Regions from separate parts of the Homo sapiens genome. Here region 1 is linked to region 2. Evidence: chromatin contacts called from ENCODE Hi-C or POLR2A ChIA-PET data. All regions are on one chromosome and are shown on one strand. Each heading gives the region's core, a stretch centred on a gene start or an enhancer-like site at or near the end of the contact. The rest is flanking DNA. Distances are from core to core; before and after follow the strand shown. Region 1 holds the start of ZZZ3 (zinc finger ZZ-type containing 3). Region 2 holds the start of TYW3 (tRNA-yW synthesizing protein 3 homolog).

Region 1 (6,359 bases), core at 1,403-3,902, 2.9 Mb after region 2:
TACCAAGCTAAACTTATGTAGATACCTTTGCAAAGGCCATTGTAGAACTGTGACCTTCAAACTCATTGTCATTTTCACAATTTCCCACTTCTAAAAATAATAATAAAACGTACTTAACAAATGTTATTTAACAGAATAGCTTTATCTAAAGTAAAGAATTCACAAGGTTTCAATTAAGTATAACCTTAAGCTGCTGACTTTTATGACAGGAAATATCTAGCAATTCTGTGAATAGACCCAGAACTATCTAAAAAAGAATAGGAGGAGAAAGTTGCCTCAAATACCGACTCGGGCTGTCCTCCAACTATTATGAGCCTGACTATTCTTGCACCATGGCTCTTGCCTCACTGTCAACCTTCTACATTCCTCTTTTCTCCCCAACTTGTCCAATTCCATTTCAGTATCAACCTCTACACTCCCAATGTCCCCTTTTCCTCTTTCCAACATCATACCTCTCAACACTCACTTCTATTCCTCAACATTTCTACTTGCACTGTTACAACAAAAAACCACATTGCCCAAAGAGTGGACAATTCTCTTATGTGACTGGTCTGATAAATATTATTACTGGTAGGTTTGGCGGGGGGAAATTACAAAAACAACACTTACAAAATGATAGCCGCTTAGCAACTTCAAGTATATATACCTTTGTTTGTACTAACTACTAATGTCTACCACTCTCCAATTGAGATCACTAAGTTGCATGGTCAAACTATCATTTTAATCACAGTGATAAACTTTTAAAACGTCTGAAAAACTCCTATATAGTTAGGTTACAGTTTAGAATATATAATATATAAAGTTAAATACATAACACACATTAAAGATAAAAATATAAAACTCAAGTGATAAAACATTAATTTATTTAAATCTTGTTTTACATGTACTTTCTTTCTGTGCAAAGCTACCAAGCACAATAAATCAACTTTACTGCAAAAATAAGTTACTTGTGATATTTTCACAAGATTATACTACCAAAAAAATCAGTACAAACAAAAAAAATCTGCGTAAGTATGCATACGTAAGTCTTGACAAACAGGCATATATCACTAAATAAAAATTTAATTTAGTTAAAAAATGTTTACTGATTGCCAATATTGTGTTGGTACCCCATTAAAACAACACTTTCTCCCCTTCATTTAAGAAACAAAAACTAAACCAAAATATGGAAATATCTGGAATGATACACAGCAACCACAAAGGCTGGTTACAGAGATTTAAGACTGAGGAATGGAACTTTGTGGTACCGTGAAACAAGCACTGTGTTACTCTATACTATATACCTCTCTGTATTATGTATAGGAAAAAAAAACACTTTTGTAGTTTTAAAAAACAAACTATGAATAAATTAACTAGTCACCTGATTCGTTTTGTAATTAACTCCCCACTCCTTATTTAGTACTGCAACTACTAAATAAAATCCAAATACTACTTAAGAATACGAAAAAACAAAGGTATACTGTAAATTCACTTCTGAGACATTAGGGAATTGGAGAGAAATATTAAATTGATTTCAAACTCATTTAAGAAAAATAAAGCTCAAACTCTGATGCCAAAATTTATGAGTTTGCTCTTTACTAAAAAGTTGACCTGAGGCCGGGCGCGGTGGCTCACGCCTGTACAGTGCTGAAATCCCAGCACTTTGAGAGGCCAAGGCAGGTGGATCACTTGAGGTCAGGAGTTTGAGACCAGCCTGGCCAACATGGTGAAACCCCGTCTCTACTAAAAACACAAAAATTAGCCGGGCGTGGTGAAGCGCGACTGTAATCCCAGCTACTCGATACTCGAGAGGCTGAGGCAGGAGAATCGCTTGAACCCGGGAGGCGGAGGTTGCAATGAGCCGAGATCGCCCCACTACACTCCAGCCTAGGCGACAAGAGCGAGACTCCGTCTCAAAAAAAAAAAAAAAAAAATCACATGAAACAGTCTGTTACCTTAAATATATAACCTAAAACAACCATCCCTAAACTTCAAAGATGGCAACCTCAGTAACACAGTAGTAATTAAAACCCTACCGATAACTGAGTTAATAGGCACGTACAAAATGATGAAAAGCAGGATTTTATTCTGACCACAGGTGTTGTCAGAGACATAATGGGCCCTCCAAATACTGCCAAAAGTTACTGAAAATACGAAGTCAGGGTGATGAGTAAATGACACCCAGAGAAAATAGATGGGAGGAGTTCTGTTTCAGGAGACTGGAGTCAGGTACTGCAGCAGAAAACGCGACACAATAGTTAACCGGTCTGGAATACTTTAGAAAATGGCAAGAAGGGAAAAACTGACAAGAACATCTTAAAGTAAGAGGAACGGTATCCAATGGAATCATCAGGTCTGCGCGAGCACGGCTCCCGGACTTCCAGTGAGTGGGACAGGGTGGAACTATCACTGCGTGGGGAGAAGGACCTGGCTGAGGGGTGCATATGCTTTTGCAGGTGGTGGAGCGCCCGCAGGGGGATGGGGAGGGCAGTGTTGCCTCAATGGGGTTACTGTATTCCCTTCAAGACTATGGGAAGCTGATGCAGCACGTATCCCGGCACCAAGAGGCACTCGCCCCGGGCCCCTCCCTAACGACTTGCCTTGTAGAAAGAGTTGCAGGTCCCAGGCCCCCGGAACCCAAGGCTCCGCCATCCAGGACAACTGCTCTGCCAACGAGGTCCCGCGAGAATCGAGAGATCTCGCGATACAAACCCACTCGCATCTCGCGAGCTTCCACTAGACCCAACATGGCGGTACAGAAAAAAATCAGTATTTCGGAACTTAAAAAGCACTTCACTAACGGAGTAGTGAACATTTAAAACACTGAGACAGTAGGAAGTCTTTCCGCTTTATACGTCTCCTCCTTTCCCCTTGTACAGAAAAGCAGAAATCTTAAAAACCTCCGATTACCACGATTATACTACATAAACAGAGCGCAGTGCGCTGCCCCAGGCAGCCTCCCTGTCACGTGGAAACATTTTCGGCGTGCCCGTCACGTGGGCCGCTACTGAGCGAGCGCGCTCCCGACGCCCTCCCAAAAGCCCTCCCCGCCCCCCCTTTCGCCCGCGCACACGTGCGCGCGCACCCCCGCCCCACGTGGGGGCTTCGCCGTCGCAGCCGTCGCAGCCGTCGCAGTCGTCGCCTCCAGCCCACCCCCTCCCGGTACTTGGCTCCAAATCCGGGTCCCAAGCCGATCGTTTCCCACCCCCATTCCCTCCCCCTTCATTCTCCCTCCCCCGTGTCTGGCCCTCACCACGTGTCCCGAGCTCTTGCTCACCTTTCACGCGGGGTCGGACGCAACGGGCCACTTGGGGAGGCGCCGCCGCCGTGGCCGCTCTCCGCCCCCGCCACGGCACTTGCTCGGGTGGCCACCGCTGCAGGAAGCTCGATAGCGGCGCCGCGGCGCTTCCAGGTGGGTCCCCGCCTCCCGCTCCTGCCACTTCCCGCAGCACCAGCGGCTCCTTCCGGTCCCCTCCTTTCTCCTCGTTGGGACTGGCGGGCGGCGGCGGCGGCGGCGACCGCTGCTGCTGCTGTTGCTGCTGCTGCAGGCGCGCTCACTACACCGCCTGCTGGTAACCGCGGCCCGTGCAGCGCCCGCGGGTCGGGCGCCGCCGAGGCCCTCCCCGGCCAGTCCCTGCCCCTGGGCGAAGTTTGGTCTTCCGAGGGCGGGTTGCAGTCCATCCCTTGCAACCGTCCAACCTGGCCCTAGCAGAGGAAAGGCGTCCTCGTAGCTCCGCCATTGGAAATCGGCTTCATCCTGCCCTTTGTGGCCTCCTGAGAGATTTGTAAACCCCACCTCCCTTAGCACTGTGGTCTCAAGCCAGGAGAACATCCATACATGTATTTATGATCGTGCTTCTGCCTCGCCTCGTTCACCTCTGGCTTGTACCACAGCACGCAGGCTCGAACCACTTCGGGCCTTTGTGCTTGCCGATTTCTCTGGCAGAACATTTCCTCCAGATTTTTTTTAACTCCTCGATGTTCGATGCATATTTCAGGTCCCTTCTCAGAGGGCTGCCCAGACCACTGTATCCAAAAAAAGTACACCTGCACCATTGCTTTAACTCTTCACCTGCTTTTATTTCTTCATAACAGTTACAACTTCCAGACCTTATTTGTCAGTATCCTCACCACCAGAAATGTAAAATTTTTAAAAGCAGGGACTTAGTAAACTGTTTTGCTCATTGCTGTATCCCCAGAATTGTGTCTGGCACAAAGCAGTGCTCAGTAATATCAAAACAGATCTACCAACTATATTGAGCATGTAGGAAAATAAAGCCCAACACACATTAATGAAGATAAATAACTTCATCATTTATGAGCTGTGGAAAAACAGCTAAACCTCCTTCCGTGGCTATAAAGATTATGTTCCAAAAATATAAAATCCAGTGGTAGAAGCCGTTAACTGGGGCTCTTCTTTGACAATTGTCCAGTGCTGTTTCATTACTTTTGTTTTCCTTTGCAACACTATTTTTTTTTTCGGGCAAGTGGATACGTGTTGTGCCTTCTTTTATGTTGCTAATAAAAGTTATTAAATGTTTTAAATGGTGTTTTGTATTTTAGCTTTGAGTTCAACTCAAAGTAACATCTACTTCAAGAAAAAGGGTTACATGTTTTTAACACATCAAGTATTTATTGAACATACTAGTGTTTCTGGGTGGCAGTATGTCAAAAAAAAACGGGGGTGGGGGAGGCCGGGCGCGGTGTCTCAAGCCTGTAATCCCACCACTTTGGGAGGCCTTGACAGGCAGATCACCTGAGGTGTCAGGAGTTAAAGACCAGTCTGGCCAACATGGCGAAACTTCGTCTCTACTAAAAATAGAAAAATTAGCCAGGTGTGGTGGCACACGCCTGTTATCCCATGTAATCCCAGCTACTTGGGAGGCTGAGGCAGGAGAATTGCTTGAACCCGGGAGGTGGAGGTTGCAGTGAGCCGAGATCGTGCCACTGCACTCCAGCCTGGGCGACAGAGCAAGACTGTCTCAAAAATAAAAAAGGAAAGATAAAACATACTAGTGCCCTATGCTAAGACTAGAGATACAAAAATAAACACGTTTCCCTACCTTGCTCTTTCTACTTATAGAGCCAAATCCTATTATAATAACCATACTTAGCATGCTTTTGATTCCTATGTGCCAGGCCAAATGCTGTGTACTTTTCTATGTTACCCTATTTTAGGCTTCTGACAATCCTATGAGATATATACTATTTGTGGTAGGCCTTGAGATGCACTTTTCAGACCCCACTTCAGGAATAAAGAACTGAGCTGCTGCTGCCAAGAGTCATACCCACAGCCAGCCATCGGTTGTCAGCCCCTTTCAGGCATGCCAGTGTCACAGAGTCATAATGTTCTCAGAGAGGCCACATCCAGTGACTGATCAATGCAGGGATAAAAGGCTCAGCCCTCTCACCTCCATTTGGTACAATTCTGATGGATTTTCTCCTCCTGCAGAACAACTTGCAGGATCAGCTAAGGCATTCCATTGAGACTTCACTGAAGTCCAACTTCTGCCCAGTTCAGCTTTTCTTCCCTCCCACAAGTAATGATCCCAAGAGCATTCCCTAATAAATCTCCTGCACACTAGTCATGTAAGAGTGTGCTTCCTGGGAACCGAGCCTGTAATATTATTTGTATTTTTCTATTGATAAAGCAAGTAACTTGCCCATTTGAACTGCAGAAGTTTCTATATAGATACATAAAGTACTGTGGGAGGGGAGGAGGGCTTCTGGGAAGGGCTTCTTACAAGGATTGGCATTTAAGTTACAGGATGACTTTGCTAAGAAGAAAAAAATAATTCTTGGATGAGGGAACTGCATGAATGAGTATGTGAATGGGAGAAAACTACAAGTAACCCCAAATGGCTGGACTGTAGGGTCTTTGGGGTAATCCCTACAGGATAAGGAGAAAGCAGTTCATGGATGGTAAAGAGGGTAGCCAAGAAAAAACTCTAGGCCTGAGAATAACTCTTAGCCAAGTGGAAAGGGATGGGAGCCCCTGAGATCCTCAATTAAGAGTAGGAAAGAGAAGCTTCATTGCTCCTGGAAAAGGGAACCACTGCCAACCTTGCTGGCAAATACCACTCCCTAATTACGACATGTATATTCCTACATGGCCTTTGTTATTTTTTTTTTCTTTTGGAGACAGGATCTCGTTCTGTCGCCCAAGCTGGTGTGCACTGGCACAGTCTAGGCTCACTGCAGCCTCCTGTGTCCCTTGTAGCTGAGATACGCACCACTGTGCCCAGTTAATTTTTGTATTTTTTATAGAGATGAGGTTTTGCCATGTTGCCCAGGCTGGTCTCAAAACTCCTGGCCCCAAGCTTCCACCCACCTCAGCCTCCCAAAGTACTGGGATTACAGGCGTGAGCCACCACGCCTGG
Region 2 (5,927 bases), core at 1,571-4,070:
GCATTCTGATTCATCAGGCTCCAACCTGCACTCATTGCCTTTGAACTCACCTATCCACGGGATCATCATATGCTTCATAACGATGAAGCCTGTCAAAGGAGATTACACAAAGAATAAAATAACGTGGCATACTGATGGCAAATAGGATAATACTTAAAATCCTGTAATACCGGATTTCTTCTAAAAAGCATAAGTCTTCCACCTCCATTGACTTAACTGTTTTCAGAACAGGTAGAGAAGTTATTTAAACTATTATTTTATGCAGAAGTAAAAATAAAATCGCCATCCATTTTATGGATGAGAAAACATCACAAGAGGTTAAGAGACTTGGTCAGGGTCACACAGAAGCAAAGCTAGAACCCAAGTCCTGTAATTAAATGGTGTTAGCTGATTTTTTTCTTTACCATCCTTTTCATCTCACCCTTTGAGATGCTGGCATATAAGACCCTTTACTTCGTAGAAATAAACTTTACAATAGTGATAGTGAGACAGATTGAGCTAGAAAATGTGAAATCAAACTAACCTGCAGGTAGAATCGCATATTTTATGACTAAGGCATCTGCTTAGAGTTTGAAATTTCTCAAATGCCCACTAAGTCAGGGAATGCAGCAGAAATACAAAGGACATGATTCTATTTTTAAAAATGTATAAAAAAAAATTACTCCCTAGCATCGGATCCTTGTGAACAGGACAGGCCTTTCCATTGCTTGTGCTTTTTAATTAAACTATACTTCAAATAGGCCTTCCTGTTTATCAAATATAAACTTTTAAAAATTAAGAGTCCCTTGGTTTAATTTTTGGTTTAATTTTACCTCTGAAAGGTTGCCAATATGCCTTACAAATCTAGGAAATAGAAAATCTAAAATCCCTCTTCCAACAGTGATCTTTTTCCTGGCTATGCTTGTATCCATTTGATTTAAACGAAAATTAAAGGAATTGGGAAAATGTTAGGAGTATATTTTAACATAGGATGAACAGATCAAGTCACAAAGCCAGAGCAAAGGAACATTATGAGACAAGAGCAAAAGTAAAATTAAATAAGAATTCTGGCAAGAATTTTAAAAACTGAAAACTTAGAAAAAAAATCAATCATTACAAATTGTTCTGCTGCTAATACACAATGACTCATGTAAGCATATGGTTTATTATTAACCCAGAAATGTAAAAAAGGCAAGAATTACAAGTGGTCAGAGAAAGTCTCTTCCTGGCTGTGTGATCTTATCAGGTCACTTCTGTTCACTTGAGATAGGACGGGGTAAGAAGAGGGGAGGAGTTTAATAATTTCGGACTCCTCCAGGTTCCATGATCGTATGGAACAGGGCAGTCTGTTCCCTAATGCTGGAGGAGTAGAGCTTGGAGAGATTTGCTGCTGAACTCGCTGCGCTAACCAGACACGTAATCACAGTGGCTTCAGAGGGACTCGCACAACAATTTCCATTAGCTACGGACAAGCATTCCAAACTTTAGCCTTTAGGTTTAATCATTGACACACCTTCCCTGGTCACTGAGTCTCCTCTAGAAACTCAGTATAAACATCCAACGATGTGTTAACAGGGTGTTTTGTAATTTTCTTTTGAAGATTATTCTAGGTGGTGGGCGTCACAGGGTCAATAAAACTATACATTTCTCTCAAAGACTGCAATCCTGATGGCAAAGCTGGAGGAAGCTCCGGGAAACCTGTAATTGTGGGAATCCAAGACAAAAAATCCCCCACAGCTGGGCTGTGGGAAGGGGCCCTACCTAGGAGAAGAAATCAAATCCCCTACAGCTGGGCTGTGCGAAGGGGCACTACCTAGGAGAAGAAATCCCCTACAGCTGGGCTGTGGGAAGGAGCCCTACCTAGGAGAAATCCCCTACAGCTGACAGGTGGGCTGTGGGAAGGGGCCCTACCTAGGAGAAGAAATCAAATCCCCTACAGCTGGGCTGTGCGAAGGGGCACTACCTAGGAGAAGAAATCCCCCACAGCTGGGCTGTGGGAAGGAGCCCTACCTAGGAGAAATCCCCTACAGCTGACAGGTGGGCTGTGGGAAGGGGCCCTACCTAGGAGAAGAAATCAAATCCCTACAGCTGGGCTGTGCGAAGGGGCCCTACCTAGGAGAAGAAATCCCCTACAGCTGGGCTGTGGGAAGGGGCCCTACCTAGGACAAATCCTCTACAGCTGAGAGCTGGGCTGTGGGAAGGGGCCCTGGACAGACCGCTGGGCGCTGCTGCAGGAATCCCCAAACCCAGGCACTGGCTGCAGGGAAAAATCAAGCGGGTGACTGGCGGGGGGGGGGGGGGGGGGTGCAGCGTGGGGCTGGGGGACAGGGAGTGCGGGGGGCGGAGGCTGGGCAGGGGTAGTGCCAACGGACACCTCATGGTGTGGTAGCCTAAACTCAGAGCCTAAACGCAGGACCAGGGCTAGGAGCCCAGGACCAGAAGGCAAAACTTCCTACCTGATTTATGGATGGGAACTTGCAGCCCCTGGAGGGGAATGGCTTCGGTCTGGAGCTCTACGCACTAGTTCTCTGGGAGGACAGAGGGCAGGAAAGGGGTGCAGCCAAAATCAAACTCGGTTCCACTTGGACGAGCAGTGGGGAGATTCGCTGTCTAAACAACTAAGGAGAGTTTTTAAAACCACTTACCAGAATCTAGAGTGGGAATTAAAATCTGCGTGGGCTTCTTCAGATTCCACAGAAATGAGGACTGCCACACCTTCTCCAACTTTTGCAGGCTCCACCCAGGATGTGCGCCTCGCTCCACCCAGGATGTGCGCCTCTCTCCACCCCTAGGCGAAGGCACTAGAATTTCCCAAATTAAGAACGAAGAGGAAGTTTGGACCTTTTCGGCCACCGCTCGCTTCAATATGGCTGCCCCCAGGGAGAGACGAGGCTACCATGAAGGAGCCGAGCGCAGACCCTGAGTCCGTCACCCATGGATCGCAGCGCGGAGTTCAGGAAATGGAAGGCGCAATGTTTGAGCAAAGCGGACCTCAGCCGGAAGGGCAGTGTTGACGAGGATGTGGTAGAGCTTGTGCAGTTTCTGAACATGCGAGATCAGTTTTTCACCACCAGCTCCTGCGCTGGCCGCATCCTACTCCTTGACCGGGTGAGGCCCCTTTGCGCCTGTCCATCGCCTGCCTTCTAGTGCGAAACTTCAGGAGCCCTGTTCCCATCCAGTGACGACCGGATCCAGCATGTCTGTGTTTGCTCCTCTGAGGGGTGGTCTCTGTTTCTTTATATGTGAAATTTAGGGGATTAGATCAGTGCTTCTAAAAGTTTAACGTGGCTATTAATCAGCTGAGCATCTTTTAAAATACAGATCCCGATTCTTTAAGTGTAGGGTAGGGCCTGATACTGTGCATTTCTAACAAGTGCCCAAATGATGTTGAAACTGCTGACCTGGGAACTATCTTGTGTGGCAAAGTTTAGAAAATTTGATTTTATTATATGAATACTAAGGGAATCTAAAGACTTTGTAGCTTGCTAAGGTATTGAATGCCGGAATCCGCTCATCAACAGCTCTGGCAAATCATTGTTACTGCATGCTTGAACATCACCAGTGTTAAGGAGTTTACTGCCTCCTAGTGAGCCCCTCCATTATTACAACTCTAGTAGTTTTACGCAGAGAAAAGTACGATCGTATATAATTTAGGATGGTTAGACTTTTTTTTTTAACTTTATGATGGGTTTACAGGGGTAGTAAATGCATTTTGACTTACATTTTCCACTTATGACGGATTTATTGGGATGTAACCCCATCATAAATCAAGAAGCAGCTGTACAAGCCATACCTCCTTATTTGCAGGTTCAGTTACCCCAGTCAACAGCAGTCTGAAAATATTAAATGAAAATTCCAGAAATAAACAATTAGTAAGTTTTAAATTGCATGCTGTTCTGAGTAGCGTGATAAAATCTTGAGCCAACCAGCTCCTTCCAGAATGGAAGGTGAATCATCCCTTTGTCCAGAATATTCCACTATATATTCTTGCTGCCCTTTAGCTGCTTGGTAGCCTTCTGGGTTATCAGATCGACTGTGGTGGTATCACAGTGCTTGTGTTCAAGTAACTCTTATTTTACTTAATAATGGCCCCAAAGTACGGGAGTAATGATGCTGGCGATTTGGATCTGCCAACAGTAAGTTTTAAAGTGCTTTTTTGAAGTGAAAAGGTGAAAGTTCTTAAGGAAAGACTTAAGGAAAGAAAAAACAGCATATGCTGAGGTTGCTAAGATCTACGGAAAGAATGAATCTTGTCAGTGAAATTGTGAAGTGAAGAAGGAAAAAGAAATTGATCTGAGGTTTCAGGCATCCACTAGGGGGTCTTGGGACATATCCCCTGAGGATAAGGCTGCTTGGGAGTGATACTGCTTAGATTAAAAACCACGGGCTATGTGACCTTAGGAAAGCTATCTCAACTCTGCCCCTTCCTGTTCTATGAACTGAGGATAATAAAAAGTATCTGCTTTATAGGGATTTTGTGTGGAGAAAATAGGATAATTTTTTTTGAAATATTTGGCTTTGTGCCTGGCCCATGCACTGTAAAAGTTGGCTGTGTACTGATTTTATTCGTAGTATTGGCTTAAGAGCATGGAAGACAGCACATTGTTAGGCTCATTCTTTAGGTCCATTATTGACTGATCATTTATTTGCTGATCTCTCAAGTTAGCAGGGCCTGTTCATTTTTAAATCACTTCCATCACCTTCAGAGCAATGGCATTCTTGCCCACAAACTCTCTCTTGCCCCATTTCCATAACTCTGTCTCGCCTTGATTTTTGCAATGGTTCTCTAACAAGCCACTTAACTATTCTTCTCCAAACCATGTTTGACAAATTGCAACTCTGCTTATCTCTCACCTATGCTATGTTTTATTACACATTTTTCTACATCAGAAAATCCAAATGCTTACTCTAGTATACCTTTCAACCTTTTTTTCATTGCTTTTCTTCATCTTTAGCTAGTTACTGAAACTAAACTGTTCTTTTCATCTTGTATTTACTTGCTTTTGCTCATGTTTTTTGGCGGTTTTTTTCCTGAAATGTTTTCCTATCTCTGCATATCTGAGACATGATTCCCAAAACTCCCCTCTCCCACCTGAACCCACAAACACATACTACCTACTTGGAAGTAATGACTGCTTCTGTACTGGTTAGACTTTTATTTCTTATCTTACACCTCGTATTATGGTTTATTTTAAAATCTGCCTTATTTCAGTAAGGATTTGGGGCAACTTACAAACAGGCAACACAAGAAAAAATAAAAAGTGGGAAAATCTGGATAAAGAAAATATAGATAAGATGAAGCCAGCGATGGCATTAGTTGCCAATCCCACCACTAGATCCTGTAAAGTTGCTAGAAGTGGGCCATACATTTGGCTCTAAGATTCAGAGTAGCCAGCACAATGTCAGATACGTAAGTCACCATCACCGAAGTCATACAATGAAGTCAAAATATTTATTTAGGACATGCATAGCAATTCCCGGTTCCAAGGGCAGACAGCAGAGTCTCTTGTGGATCCATCGTATAAATTATAGTTACTTTGAGTATAGTGATTTCTGTTCATGTGGTTTCCTGCATCCCCTTTCCAGTGTCCTTGAGGGGTAGGTTCTGTGTATACCCAAAGTACCTAATAGAACTTTGCAAATAAACATTTGTTCAATTTAAGTTAATATTAAAATGTTTGCCTTCATGAAACTTTGACCTTTCAGTCTTAGCTCCATCCTTCAGGACTACATCTAAAGTCTAATTCAGAGGTCACAAATTTATGCCTCTAGAGACCAAGGAAGTATTATAAATGTGTAAACGGCATAGGTGACAATAAAGGGTAGTAGGTCTTGTGTGGAATTGGGACAGTGCTGTCCTACAAAAGAAATTAAAATTATTTTTTTTTCATTTTTAAATACTGTGCTAGCCAAATAGCTAGAGTACAACTCAGGTGCTGCTAGTATTA

Evidence for each region. A loop is a pair of places that touch in the nucleus more often than their neighbours do. ChIA-PET counts read pairs that join two places held with the same protein, here RNA polymerase II (POLR2A). Pooled maps may share reads with other maps.
Region 1: a loop to region 2 is called in a map of naive thymus-derived CD4-positive, alpha-beta T cell, with 23 times the contacts of the local background. The contact joins the promoter of ZZZ3 here to the promoter of TYW3 in region 2. A Hi-C loop is called at or near these places in 1 of 168 maps with a recorded cell type or tissue (naive thymus-derived CD4-positive, alpha-beta T cell), 2 of 37 single-sample maps with no recorded cell type and 12 of 50 pooled maps. POLR2A ChIA-PET finds 5 or more read pairs at or near these places in 2 of 52 experiments (CD4-positive, alpha-beta T cell and HepG2).

What each region holds. Positions count from the first base shown.
Region 1 is chr1:77,680,006-77,686,364 of GRCh38, forward strand. ZZZ3 (zinc finger ZZ-type containing 3) reads right to left here and starts at 2,653. Exons shown (of 15, transcript NM_015534.6): 1 at 2,580-2,653. RefSeq lists enhancers at 2,709-2,788, 3,606-4,379, 3,809-3,908 and silencers at 3,169-3,588, 3,599-3,658.
Region 2 is chr1:74,730,332-74,736,258 of GRCh38, forward strand. TYW3 (tRNA-yW synthesizing protein 3 homolog) reads left to right here and starts at 2,821. Exons shown (of 6, transcript NM_138467.3): 1 at 2,821-3,087. The coding sequence starts at 2,914. It overlaps CRYZ (crystallin zeta), which reads right to left and starts at 2,719. Exons shown (of 9, transcript NM_001889.4): 1 at 2,625-2,719. RefSeq lists enhancers at 1,516-1,805, 2,401-3,111, 2,666-2,955, 3,336-3,435.